2 separate regions of the Homo sapiens genome follow, and region 2 is linked to region 1. The links are chromatin contacts, found by Hi-C or POLR2A ChIA-PET in ENCODE. All regions are on one chromosome and are shown on one strand. Each heading gives the region's core, a stretch centred on a gene start or an enhancer-like site at or near the end of the contact. The rest is flanking DNA. Distances are from core to core; before and after follow the strand shown. Region 1 holds the start of MYBPC2 (myosin binding protein C2). Region 2 holds the start of CLEC11A (C-type lectin domain containing 11A).

Region 1 (6,380 bases), core at 1,827-4,326:
ACATGGTGAAACCCTGTCTCTACTAAAAATACAGAAATTAGCTGGGCGTGGTGGCACGTGCCTGTAGTCCCAGCTACTCGGGAGGCTGAGGCAAGAGAATCGCTTGAACGTGGGAGGCAGAGGTTGCAGTGAGCCTAGATTGTGCCACTGCACTCCAGCCTGGGGGACAGAGCGAGACTCCGTCTGAAAATAAAAACAACAAAAACAGCAGACCATTCAAAATAGGGAGACTTTGCATAATCCAGATTTCTGCCTTCACTTAAAACTTTGGACGGTCTGGAGAGAGTCGGCCAGTTTTCGGTGGGGGGTGGGGAGCTGGAACAGGACAGTAGCCTTTCCTAATGAGGCATTTGTTCTCCAATCTGCCCCAGTCGCTGCCATCCCTGGCTATCTCACCCTAGCAGCTTCTCAAGCCTGTTGGCTTTAGACCACTGTATAAACCCAGCTGGAACTGAAGCCTGGGTGGACTATGGAGCCCTGGTTGGGACCCCCAGGGAGTCAAAGGCTGCGGGCCAAGAGGCCAGAGGTCCTTGAGCCTGGGTGGGCAGGTGGATCTAGGGTGCATGACTTGCTGCTTCCCAACCTTAGTTTGTCCCTTCTGTGAAAAAGGGAGAGAAGGAGGAGGAAGATCTCAAAAAGACTTTCCAGCCCAGTGCGGTGGCTCACGCCTGTAATCCCAGCACTTTGGGAGGCCGATGCAGGTGGATCACCTGAGGTAGGAGTTCAAGACCAGCCTGACCAACATAGTGAAGCCCCTTCTCTACTAAAAATACAAAATTAGCTGGGCGTGGTGGCATGTGCCTGTACTCCCAGCTACTTGGGAGGCTGAGGCAGGAGAATCGCTTGAACCTGGGAGGCGGAGGTTGTAGTGAGCTGAGATCACACCACTGCACACCAGCCTGGGCGACAAGAGCGAAACTCCGTCTCAAAAAAAAAAAACTGTTGCAGCCCCGTTGAGCCTTTGACACCGCCTGAAATCCACCCCACTCCCAGGAGGAGGAGGAGGAAGGAATGCCAATGACCTAGAGACACGAGAAGTCCATGTGGAGGCACACAGCAGCTGATGGCAGAGCCCAGGCTGGGACCTGCCCTTAAGAGAATGAGTGGGAAGGGGGAGGGAGGAAGGGCAGGTAAAACGTCCTCCCCAGGGCCCCCTGCAACGGGGAAGGTACTTTTTACAAAAGCTATCATTGTCACCCTAAATGTGGAATAAAATAAGATGCATCGACGTAGACAAACCTCCTGGGACCTTTTGTCAGGGACTGCAATCCTGCCCCTCCACTGAGGCCGCTGGCTCTCAGAGACACCGTGACATCACGGGTGATGATGAGAGGAGTTCAAAGAGAGAATTATATGCTGGCGCGGTGGCTCTGTAATCCCAACACTTTGGGGGGCCAAGGCAGGAGGATCGCTTGAGTACAGGAGTTTGAAACCAGCCTGGGCAAGATAGTGAGATCCCCTTCCCACCCGTCTACAAAAAAAATAAAAAATTAGCGGGGTGTGGTGGCGTATGCCTGTAATTCCAGCTACTCCGAACTACTGAGGTGGGAGGGTCACTTGAGCACAGGAAGTTGAGGCTGCAGTGAGCCGTGATCGTGCCCCTGCACTCCAGACACGGCGAGACCCTGTCTCAAAAACAAACAAACAAATCACAAAGACACCATACAGCAAAACCTATCTGAACCTTAATGCCGAGAAATAAGAGGCTTGACGCGCAGGCACAGAGGGTTCCGTTTATGTCTTCCTCTATTCCTGCCAACTGAAGTTCTCCACCTCCTCCCCGCTTCCCCTTCCGTCTGGGTGTCTGTCCCCTTCCCTCTGAATTGAGCCCTCGGGCTGGCAGCGAGGGACGCGAGGCTTCAGGTGGCCGCGGCACTGCAGGCCTGGGCCCCTCCCCAACTTAGCGGGGCTCGCGGGAGCGCAGTGGCAGTCTGCCTGGCAACCCGTGACATCACATGGAACTGACGCCGGATTGGCTGGACGCTCCCCGGAGGCGGAGAAATTTCCGGCTCGTAGGGGGTTTTGGAAAAGGAGGAGGGGGAAGATGAACAGGAAAAAAAAGCGGAGGGACTTGTTTTCCTCACACCGGGTCCCTCACGCTGCGTTACTAGCCAGGCAGTCCCCCAGCCTTAACCCTAAGTCCCCAACACCCTTTCCCTCCTTCCTCCCCACAACACCTGGTGTCCCCAAGCCCCGCCCCTCCCCAGGCCCCGCCCCCTCGGCTCCCCGCCGCGTCCAGAGCCACCCCATTCAGAAAGTCACAGGTCCCCCTGCCGGGAAGGGCGCCAACGTCCGGGCAGCCCTCCAGGGCCTTCCCAGCCTCCCACCCGCCCCCACCGGGGACGCCCACCCCCTACCCGCGTCCGGTGCCTGCCGTGCCCGCTCCGGGAAGAGTCGCGGGGAGCGGTCCCAGGAGGGGCGGCGGCCAGTCCGGGGTCCCAGATGGCCGGGGCCCCAGCTCTTTGGGTTTGCCCACGCCCGGGGCGCGAAACTCCGGAGTCCCAGAGCCGCGGCGCCCTCCCCGGAGGCGCAGGGACCTCCTCCCCCCGCCGCCGTCCTGCCTACGCTAGGAAACCGGACCCTCCCTCCCGGCTCCGGTTTCCCGAAAACTCCTGACTTGCAGATGCTAAGAATGGCTTCCTAGACCCTGTCCCTCCCCTCCCTGCTTCATGCCAGAGCTCTGGCCCGCAGCCCTTACCCCCTTGAGACCCTCAGTCTCTTCCTCTTCCTTCTCCCGGGACCCAGGCGTCCAGGCGCTCGTCCTTTCTAGGGAACCCAAGAATCTGGGACCCCAGTTGCTTCTGCTCCCAGACTCAGGGGTCCAAGCACCCAGTCCCCTCCTCCCTGAGATTCTGGAGTCCGAGCCCCAGCCCCCTCCTCCCTCAGACCCAGGTGTCCGAGCCCCAGCCCCTCCTCCCTGGGGACCTGGCTCTCAGCCATCTCCCTAGGTCCAGCTGTTATTTCTCGCCCTTTAGAACATGCGGGCGGAATGTGGGGCGGCCCTGTGGTCTGATGTCTCCCGGAGCCTTCTGGGAGTCTCAGGACTCATTAAAAGGCTCCCCTTAGGGGCCCACCTGTCCTCCCTAGGGCCTAGCGGGACGCGGCTGCGGTCAGAGGAGCAGGAGGAGGTCCCCCGACATGCCTGAGGCAAAACCAGGTGGCGCCAGGACCCCCTCCCTGTGTGGGGATGGGGCTCTTCTTTTCTGGATGGGGATTTGGGACCCCTCTGTTTGTAGGGTTGGGAGAAGGAGGAACCTTCGCTGTGTGAGGAGGAGGCTCCCTTTGCTGTGCGGGATGGGGGTTCCCGCATCAGTTTAGGGTGAGGGTCTCGACTCTGCATGGGGAAGAGGGTCCCTTCCCTTTGTGACAGGAGTTTCCTTCCTTGTATGAGATGGGGTGGGTCTCATATCTGTGTGGGGTGAGGGATCCCCTTCACTCAGCAGGGAGGGTGTTTCTTTTTCTATAAGTGATTGGGGGGGCATCTCTGGTGGAGATGGGATTCTCTGGTTGTAAATTGGGTTCCTTTTGCTTGATGGGGATGGGGGTCTGTGTGTGTAGACTGGGTTTTTTTGTTTGTTTTTGTTTTTTGGTTTTTGGTTTTTTTTTTGAGATGGAGTCTCGCTCTGCCCCCGGGGCTGGACTGCATTGGTGCGATCTCGGCTCACTACAACATCCGCCTCCTGAGTTCAAACAATTCTCCTGCCTGGGGTAGCTGGGATTACAGGCCTGCGCCACCATGCCTGGCTATTTTTGTATTTTTAATAGAGACGGGTTTCGCCATGTTGACCAGGCTGGTCTCAAACCCCCAACCTCAGGTGATCCACCCGCCTCAGCCTCCCAAAGTGCTGGGATGACAGGCATGAGCCGCCGAGCCCGGCCAGACTGGGAGGTCTTTGCATGTGACTGGATTCTCCACATCCGGGGATGGCATCCTCTGGGCAGGGTCTGGGCCACTTCTCTGAGTGAAGACTCAGAGGGAGCCAGGTGCAGGGGCTCACGCCTGTCATCCCAGCACTCTGGGATACCGAGGCAGGAGGATTGCTTGAGGCCAGGAGTTCAAGACCAGCCTGGGCAACATGGCGAGACCTTGTCTCTACAAAAAATTAAAAATCAGCCAGGTGTGGTGGTGCATGCCTGTAGTCCCAGATACTTAGGAGGCAGTTGAGGCTGCAGTGAGCTGTGATCACGTCACTGCACTCCAGCCTGGGTGACAGAGTGAGACCCCGTCTCTAAAAAACAAGCAACAGCAACAACAAAAATGGCCCAGTGCGGTGGCTCATACCTGTAGTCCCAGCACCTTGGGAGGCCAAGGTGGGTGGATCACCTGAGCCCAGCAGTTCAAGGCCAGCCTGGCCAACATGGCAAAACCCCGTCACTACAAAAAATACTAAATTAGCTGGGCTTGTGGGGGTGTGCCTGTAGTCCCAGCTACTCAGGAGTCTGAGGTGAGAGGATCACTTGAGCCCAGGAGACGGAGGTTGCAGTGAGCCCAAATCTTGCCACTGCACTCCAGCCTGGGAGACGGAGCGAGACCCTGCTGGGAAAAAACAGAAACAAAAACAAAAAATAGATTCCAAGGGACCTTCTCTGTAGGATATGGGGTGATTGTGGGTATAAAGATTAGTGGTTCCCATCTGCATGGAGTCACAGGGGAAGTCTCTGTATTAAGGATGGGGGAGCCTCATTTCTGTGGGCACTGAGGCTTCCCCGTGTAGGAATTAGCGGGGCTTCTTCATGCAGGGAATGGGGTCCTTTTTGCGGGGTTTGGGGACCTTCTTTGAATGGGGAACACTTTCTGTGGAGATGAGGCTTTCTCTCTATGAGGAACTCACCGCAGGAATCATGCACCGCTGGGCGGACCCCCTCCTGGGATGTCTGGTCCGCTGGCATCAGGCCAAGCAGGCTGTGGGGTGGGTCCAGCCCCTACTGTAGCTGCAGACCCAGCCGGCAAGGAACAGCAGGCAGGGCAGGGGAAGGATGCTGCGGTCAGCACCAGGTGTCCAGTTTCCAGCCCAGAGGGAGAGCTAATTATACCCTCGGACCCAAAAGGTCAGGGCGTGGTGGCCTGGGCGGATGGGGCAGGGCCTGCTGGGGGTAAGGGAAACCCGATCCCACAGACTCTCAGATCTGAGATAAATTTATACCTAGGGTGGGGGCCTGGACTCTTGGGTCTGAGGGAGGAGGGGCTGGGGGCCTGGACTCCTGGGTCTGAGGGAGGAGGGGCTGGGGGCCTGGACTCCTGGGTCTGAGGGAGGAGGGGCTGGGGGGTCTGGACTCCTGCGTCTGAGGGAGGGGCATGGGTGTGCAGACCGCATGCTCAACTATGACTGTCCCCTACCTTACAGCGGCCAAAAAGGCCCCCAAAGGCAAAGATGCCCCCAAAGGAGCCCCCAAGGAGGCTCCCCCTAAGGAGGCTCCTGCAGAGGCCCCCAAAGGTGAGGAGGTGCTCCCTCGGGCTCAACCGACCTGGCTTCTCATCTCCATCCTCCTCGCTACGCCTCTCCAGGCCTTTCCCCAGCCTCTATCCTTGAATCTGTCCCCGCACAGCCCCAGGGCTGACCCACGCCTCCCGTGCTCCCAGCCCTCCCGGGGCTCCCTGGCACCCGCAGGCAGAGCCCAGCCCCTCGGCTGGCATCGGCTCCGGTCAGCTGGCTGATTGATCACCAGGTCCGGCCCCGGTCTCTCTAAACCTCTCCCGCCCCAAAGGCACATTCAGTGCCCTCCAGTCCACAGATGAGGAAACCGAGGCCCAAAGGGGTGAGGGAGCCTGGCCAAGGTCACACAGCCACGAGGGTGACAGGTGGCCTTTCCCAGGTCAGGAAAAGCCATTTAACCCCCATGATGTTTGGTTTCTGAGTAGAGGGGCCCTCACTGTCTCTAAGTCCTTTCCCCAAAGCGGCCCACTGTCCCCTCCCCAGCCTATCTCAGACCTCCTCATCCTAATCCTGTCCCCTGAACAGAAGCCCCACCCGAGGACCAGTCCCCGACTGCAGAGGAGCCCACCGGCGTTTTCCTGAAGAAGCCGGACTCCGTCTCAGTGGAGACTGGTGAGGGGAACCCGGGGGAGGAGGGGCTGCGGCCCGGACTCCTGGGTCTGAGGGAGGAGGGGCCAGGGTCTCGTTCTGTCTCCCTCTGGAGAGCCTTATGTTCCTTCCTGGGCCTCCTCCCACTCTACCCTGTCACTCACCCCATGTAGGGAAGGACGCAGTGGTCGTGGCCAAGGTGAACGGGAAGGAGCTCCCAGACAAACCGACCATCAAGTGGTTCAAGGGGAAGTGGCTGGAGCTGGGCAGCAAGAGTGGCGCCCGCTTCTCCTTCAAGGAGTCCCACAACTCCGCCAGCAATGTGAGGACCCCGTGGGCCAGAGGGCTGGTGGAGGG
Region 2 (5,995 bases), core at 1,946-4,445, 290 kb after region 1:
GTGAAGGCTATAGATTCCCACCCTGTCCCCCCAAACACACACACACCCTTTCCATTTAAGCACTGGGTCAGGGCACACGTGGACATACCTGGGCCAGGCCACATTTCCCCAAGGCACAGGTGCATAGTCACCAGCTGTAACGGCACCTGCAGAGTCCCCACATACACACACTCTCCAGCGCATGCATGCCCAGACACAATGCACCTGGGGTACACAGCTACAAACACACCCAGCTACATGCAGTTGTCACACCCCTGTGCCCGGGCACACACGCAGCACATGCACACATTTGCCCACCACACACGCACGTGCGCGCGCACACACGCACACAGGCGTTCACCCCGGTATGCATGCCCAGATCTCTCAACACCAAAACGGAGTTACAGCACTGTAGAGACGTGTGCACGCCTTCCCATCACACCCACCCACCGTGCTGTCCATTGCACTGGCTCGCACTCACCCGTTTACATGCCCAACACCGTGCCATCCTTCCCCTCCAGGATAGTTACTGCTGACATTCCTGGAGCACTTTCTGTGTGCCAGGCTCAGGGACTTTCGCCATCCCCATTTTCCAGAGGGGGAAACCAAGGAACAGAGAGGCTAAGTAACTTGCCCAAGGTCATCCAGCTGTAAGGAGGTGGTAACAAGGATCAGGAACAGGTAGGCTGGCTCCAAAGTCCTCACTTGACAACTATGGTGCACTACTGGGCATATCCCCTCATAGTTGCATATCCTTATTCATCACACACAGACACACCCAACCGTCTCCTCAGAGTTTGCACATGTCTGTGTAGGCACGCATATGCAGCCAGCTGCAGGCAGACAGCTCATTCATGCCTGGGACGCACCCACAGGGACAGAGCAGATCCCACAGGGCAGCAGTGAGTGGTGAGTGTCCCCTTAGCCCAGGCTTCCTCATTCTCCCAGCTCCAACAGCACCTCCAGGGCCTGCAGGGGGCAGTTCTAGGCAGCTTCTGGGTTCCCCTCCAGCTGCAGGCTCTCCGGGGTACCCGAGTATGAGCTGGAGGAGGTGCCTGCTCAGCCTGGGGAGGCCTCTATCTTGATGCGTACCCACTAGCCCAGGTGGTGAGCAGCTGGGCCCGGGGAAAGCACAGCTGCCCATGTTGGCTCCAGCAGCCAGAGAGGCTGTGCACCCCTGCACACTTTACAAGGCCTTTCCCCACATACGCATTATTTCTTGAGGTCTGTAGCTCCTGGTGAGGGGCCCCAGGTTCCCGATGGGCACCTGAGAGGCCCAGGCTCTGAGGCAGGGAGCAGTCTGCCCAAGGTCACAGTGCCCTCGATGTACCAGGATTTCTTGGAAAACGGAAGGCTGGAGGCACTGATTTCCAAGGCCCCTCCTGGGGCTCCCGGCAGCCGAGGGCAGATGCCCTGCTCTTGGAGCCAGAAACCTTGGCTAGCTGCCGCCACACTGGTGACCTCCAGCAGGCTATGCTGTTTCAGAGCCTCGGTCTCCTCCTTTGAAGAGCAGGCCCAGTGATCCTTGGCTGGTGTGCCCCATGCTTGTTGGCACCACCAGCCAGGCCTGGGCGGGAAAAGCCCTGCATGACTCATGGGCCTGACATAGAGGGGCATGGCATGGCATTGTTCTTCCTTGCCTCCAAGCCTCTCTCCCACTGCCCTCACCACCTCTACCTACCCTGCCACCACCACCCTGGGAACTTGGGTGCCAGCAAACCAAAGAGGTGAAGCTTCCAGGCCTTTGACCCCACCAGGAACGGCTACCCTCTCGCCCACTCAACAGGTTGATTGAACACCTACTATGTGCTAGGTAGGCCTTGTGCTAGGAGATGCATCAGTGCATAAAAATCCCTGCTTTCATTGGCAGGGAACAGACATAAACAAACAAGATCATGCCAGTCTTGATTATACCAAAAAGATGAAATGGGGCATTTTAATAAAGTAACTTGCGGAATAGATAAGGTGGTTGGGGAAGACCTCCTGGAGCTGAGACCTCGATGATGAGAAGGAGCTGGGGAAAGAGGCTTCTAGAAGGAGGAAAGGGCTAGTGCAAATGCTCTGAGGTTGTAATCAGCTTAGTATTTGGGGATGAGCCAAGAGGCCAGGGAAGGTGGAGGCTGGGGGTGGGTGAAGGGAATGGGGGTGATGAGGCTGCAGAGGTGCAAAGGGTTCTTCCTTCCCAGCCCCCAGCATGGTAGGCTGCGCTGAGGACTGAGGCCCGGGCTTGGCTTCCCTCCTGCTTATGATGGGAAGGTGGGGGAGCAGGGGAGTGGGGAGTGATGTGATCTGATTTATGGTTTGGAAGGATTGCTTTGGCTGCGGCAAGCAGCCGGGATTGGAGGGGCTCAGGAGGAAGGAGGGGGAGGGCGAGACTGCAGTGGTCCAGGCTGAAATGAGGTGGCTTGCTGAATGCTCAGAGCTCCTTGAGCACACAACCTAGCGTCTGTCGATTTCACCTCCTGGAGAAACCTTCCCTGACTGCTCCGCCAGACTCCTCACCCTCTCCCATCTCCAGCCCCCTCATCCCCGGAGCTATCTGGCTGCTGGTCTGCAAGCAGCTGGAGTCCCCAGCATCACCCAGCCCACAGCCTGGCCTGCAGGAGGCTTCTAGTAAAGTGGCCAATTAATCCCCGAGCCCCGTCTTCCAGGGTCATGCACACAGTCACACGCGTGCTCTTCACATGTGTCACCCTGCCCCCACACACACTCACTTGGATCTCCAGACAAGGGCTTGGAGGGTAGGATGGGCAATCTAGGGGGCAGGAGGGGCCCTGGAGTCTCCTCCATTGAGTGTGCAGGCGATGGTGGCCACAGGGTAATAACAACCTCAGCGAGACCCTGAGGTCTGCCCCTCCTTAGGAATGGCCAGGCAGGGAAGAAGGGAGCAGTGCTCGGTCCCAGCATCCCACCACTGCCGAGATGGTTCTGAGCGGGTTCCTGGGCTGAGGCCGGGGCCTGTGTTTTCCAAGATTCCTTGGAGAGCCAGCTCCATCCTCTTCCTGATTATCTGATCTTTGGGCTACAGCAGAAGGAAAGAGCAGGGCGGAAGCGAGCTCTGGAAAGTGGAAAGAGGAGGGTGTGCGAGGAGACCCAAGGCGGGATCTAGGCTTTGGAACGTTGGAGGTTTCCGGCCACAGAGGCAGGGCCTCCGGGGAGCCAAGAGGGGCGGGGAGAGACACACACAGAGAAGCAGAGGAGACCAACGGACCGGACAGAGACGAGGAGAGGAACAGGAAGAGAGAAGCTGGGAGAATCGGGAACCTGGGGGCTAGTGACCTGCACACAGGGCAGGGGCACTCGGCAGTTCCCAGAGGCCACCCCTCCCACCCCAGACATCCAGACATCTGGAACTTTGGGTGCCAAGAGTCCAGCTTAATGCAGGCAGCCTGGCTTTTGGGGGCTTTGGTGGTCCCCCAGCTCTTGGGCTTTGGCCATGGGGCTCGGGGAGCAGAGAGGGAGTGGGAGGGAGGCTGGGGAGGTGCCCAGGAGGAGGAGCGGGAGAGGGAGGCCCTGATGCTGAAGGTGAGCTCTGGAGTGTCAGGGAGCTATGGGTGGTGAACTGTGGGTCTGGGAGGGGGTATTGCAAGGTTAGGGAAATGGACAATGAGGAGCGATTGGGATAGTCTCAGAGGAGTGGGAGGGTGATGGGCTCAGAGACAGGACTCAGGCAGCAGAGAATGAGTTATGAGTTGGAAAGGGGTGAATGGGGCATCTTGGTGGCAGGCTGGGGCTCACCACCCCTCCCCTGCCCCAGCATCTGCAGGAAGCCCTAGGACTGCCTGCTGGGAGGGGGGATGAGAATCCTGCCGGAACTGTTGAGGGAAAAGAGGACTGGGAGATGGAGGAGGACCAGGGGGAGGAAGAGGAGGAGGAAGCAACGCCAACCCCATCCTCCGGCCCCAGCCCCTCTCCCACCCCTGAGGACATCGTCACTTACATCCGTGAGTAACCAGAAGCCCTCACCCCCAAACTCCTAGGCCGCCGCGGTCACTTTCGCAAAAATGAAGGGTCGGTTCACTGCCAAGTGGCCTTTCAGTTGTCCATTGCCCAGCCCAGAGCCCCCACACCCCTAGGAGCCCCAGGTCCACGGCCATGCCTCCTAAAGGCCTGGGCCACTCGACCCTACCTTCCAGGAGTCCGGGGTGCCCCCCCCACCGCCACCCCGCCCTCAGGAGCCCTAGATCCCAGTTCTCCAGGTCCTCAGGCCCCCCGCTGCATCTCCAGGCTCCCCCTCCAGCATGATCCCTGTCTGTCCGCAGTGGGCCGCCTGGCCGGCCTGGACGCAGGCCTGCACCAGCTGCACGTCCGTCTGCACGCGTTGGACACCCGCGTGGTCGAGCTGACCCAGGGGCTGCGGCAGCTGCGGAACGCGGCAGGCGACACCCGCGATGCCGTGCAAGCCCTGCAGGAGGCGCAGGGTCGCGCCGAGCGCGAGCACGGCCGCTTGGAGGGTGAGTCCGCGGCGCGCGGGGTGGAAAAAAATGAGACTATCTGGGCCAGGAATGGGACTGGTTGAGAAGGTGACCCTAGGTGTCCGGGGCGGGAGAGTTCGGGAGAGCTGCTGTGTGCTAGCGGACGGGGTTAGAGAGCTGGGAGGCTGAATGCAGGGAGCGGGTGGGCACTCCAGACCCGCGCGGACCCGACTGGGGCAGCACCACGCCCCCTACAGTCCAGCTCCCACCGCCTGGCCCCGCCCCTGGCGGACCAGACTCTCCACCTCCTGGCTCCCGCGGTTCTGACCACGCCTCCTCCCAGCCCTCCCCATGAGTTCCTGGCCCCGCCTCCCTCCACCCCCGGATGTTTTGTCCTCGCCCCCTTCCAGACTCTGAATGCATGACCCCGCCTCCTTCTCTACCCGGCCCCGCCCACAGGCTGCCTGAAGGGGCTGCGCCTGGGCCACAAGTGCTTCCTGCTCTCGCGCGACTTCGAAGCTCAGGCGGCGGCGCAGGCGCGGTGCACGGCGCGGGGCGGGAGCCTGGCGCAGCCGGCAGACCGCCAGCAGATGGAGGCGCTCACTCGGTACCTGCGCGCGGCGCTCGCTCCCTACAACTGGCCCGTGTGGCTGGGCGTGCACGATCGGCGCGCCGAGGGCCTCTACCTCTTCGAAAACGGCCAGCGCGTGTCCTTCTTCGCCTGGCATCGCTCACCCCGCCCCGAGCTCGGCGCCCAGCCCAGCGCCTCGCCGCATCCGCTCAGCCCGGACCAGCCCAACGGTGGCACGCTCGAGAACTGCGTGGCGCAGGCCTCTGACGACGGCTCCTGGTGGGACCACGACTGCCAGCGGCGTCTCTACTACGTCTGCGAGTTCCCCTTCTAGCGGGGCCGGTACCCCGCCTCCCTGCCCATCCCACCACCCGGCCTTTCCCTGCGCCGTGCCCACCCTCCTCCGGAATCTCCCTTCCCTTCCTGGCCACGAATGGCAGCGTCCTCCCCGACCCCCAGTCTGGGCGCTTCTGGGAGGGCTCTTGCGGTGCCGGCACTCCTCCTTGTTAGTGTCTTTCCTTGAAGGGGCGGGCACCAGGCTAGGTCCGGTGCCAATAAATCCTTGTGGAATCTGACTTGAGGGGCAGTGAAGGCAGTCTTGGACTTTATCTCCTGCAGGGGAAGCCGGGAAGGGCCAGACCCTGGTCTTTGGGCGCGTGTCCTGGCCTTTGGATGCCTGTTCTGCTTTTTACAGATGTCATTTGAGCCCCAGATGGAGTGATGGAGAAACACAGGTGCATATGTACACACGGTCATCTGTTCTGTGCACAGATGGCCGGAGTACACGCGTACAAACGCTGTAGACACCTTCACCTCCATCGTGCCCTCTCTCTCGGCCTTTGGGACCCAGGGCCTGCCAGTTGTCCCAGGCCTTGGTCTTGGTCCTGGTCAAAGAGATTTGGGAAACGTGAAGGGGCTAAAGGCTCTGACAAGTCCGGCAGGAAAGAGCCCGTTTAATTTGTTTAAGTGGCGTGTCCAATTTGTTTCCCCAGATGATATGGTTTCATGGACTTGTTGGGATGATATATTG

The links. Hi-C counts contacts between places; a loop is a spot of excess contacts on that map. ChIA-PET counts read pairs that join two places held with the same protein, here RNA polymerase II (POLR2A). Pooled maps may share reads with other maps.
Region 2: a loop to region 1 is called in a pooled map, with 5 times the contacts of the local background. The contact joins the promoter of CLEC11A here to the promoter of MYBPC2 in region 1. A Hi-C loop is called at or near these places in 5 of 50 pooled maps. POLR2A ChIA-PET finds 5 or more read pairs at or near these places in 2 of 52 experiments (A673 and activated naive CD8-positive, alpha-beta T cell).

The regions. Positions count from the first base shown.
Region 1 is chr19:50,429,816-50,436,195 of GRCh38, forward strand. It overlaps MYBPC2 (myosin binding protein C2), which reads left to right and starts at 3,077. Exons shown (of 28, transcript NM_004533.4): 1 at 3,077-3,157; 2 at 5,346-5,435; 3 at 5,961-6,047; 4 at 6,197-6,345. The coding sequence starts at 3,139. SPIB (Spi-B transcription factor) reads left to right here. Exons shown (of 6, transcript NM_003121.5): 6 at 1-1,499. RefSeq lists silencers at 2,194-2,283, 2,314-2,533 and enhancers at 2,883-3,641, 4,456-4,956.
Region 2 is chr19:50,720,169-50,726,163 of GRCh38, forward strand. CLEC11A (C-type lectin domain containing 11A) reads left to right here and starts at 3,196. Exons shown (of 4, transcript NM_002975.3): 1 at 3,196-3,504; 2 at 3,737-3,923; 3 at 4,242-4,433; 4 at 4,854-5,540. The coding sequence starts at 3,358. The coding sequence ends at 5,299. RefSeq lists silencers at 4,545-4,664, 4,705-4,764.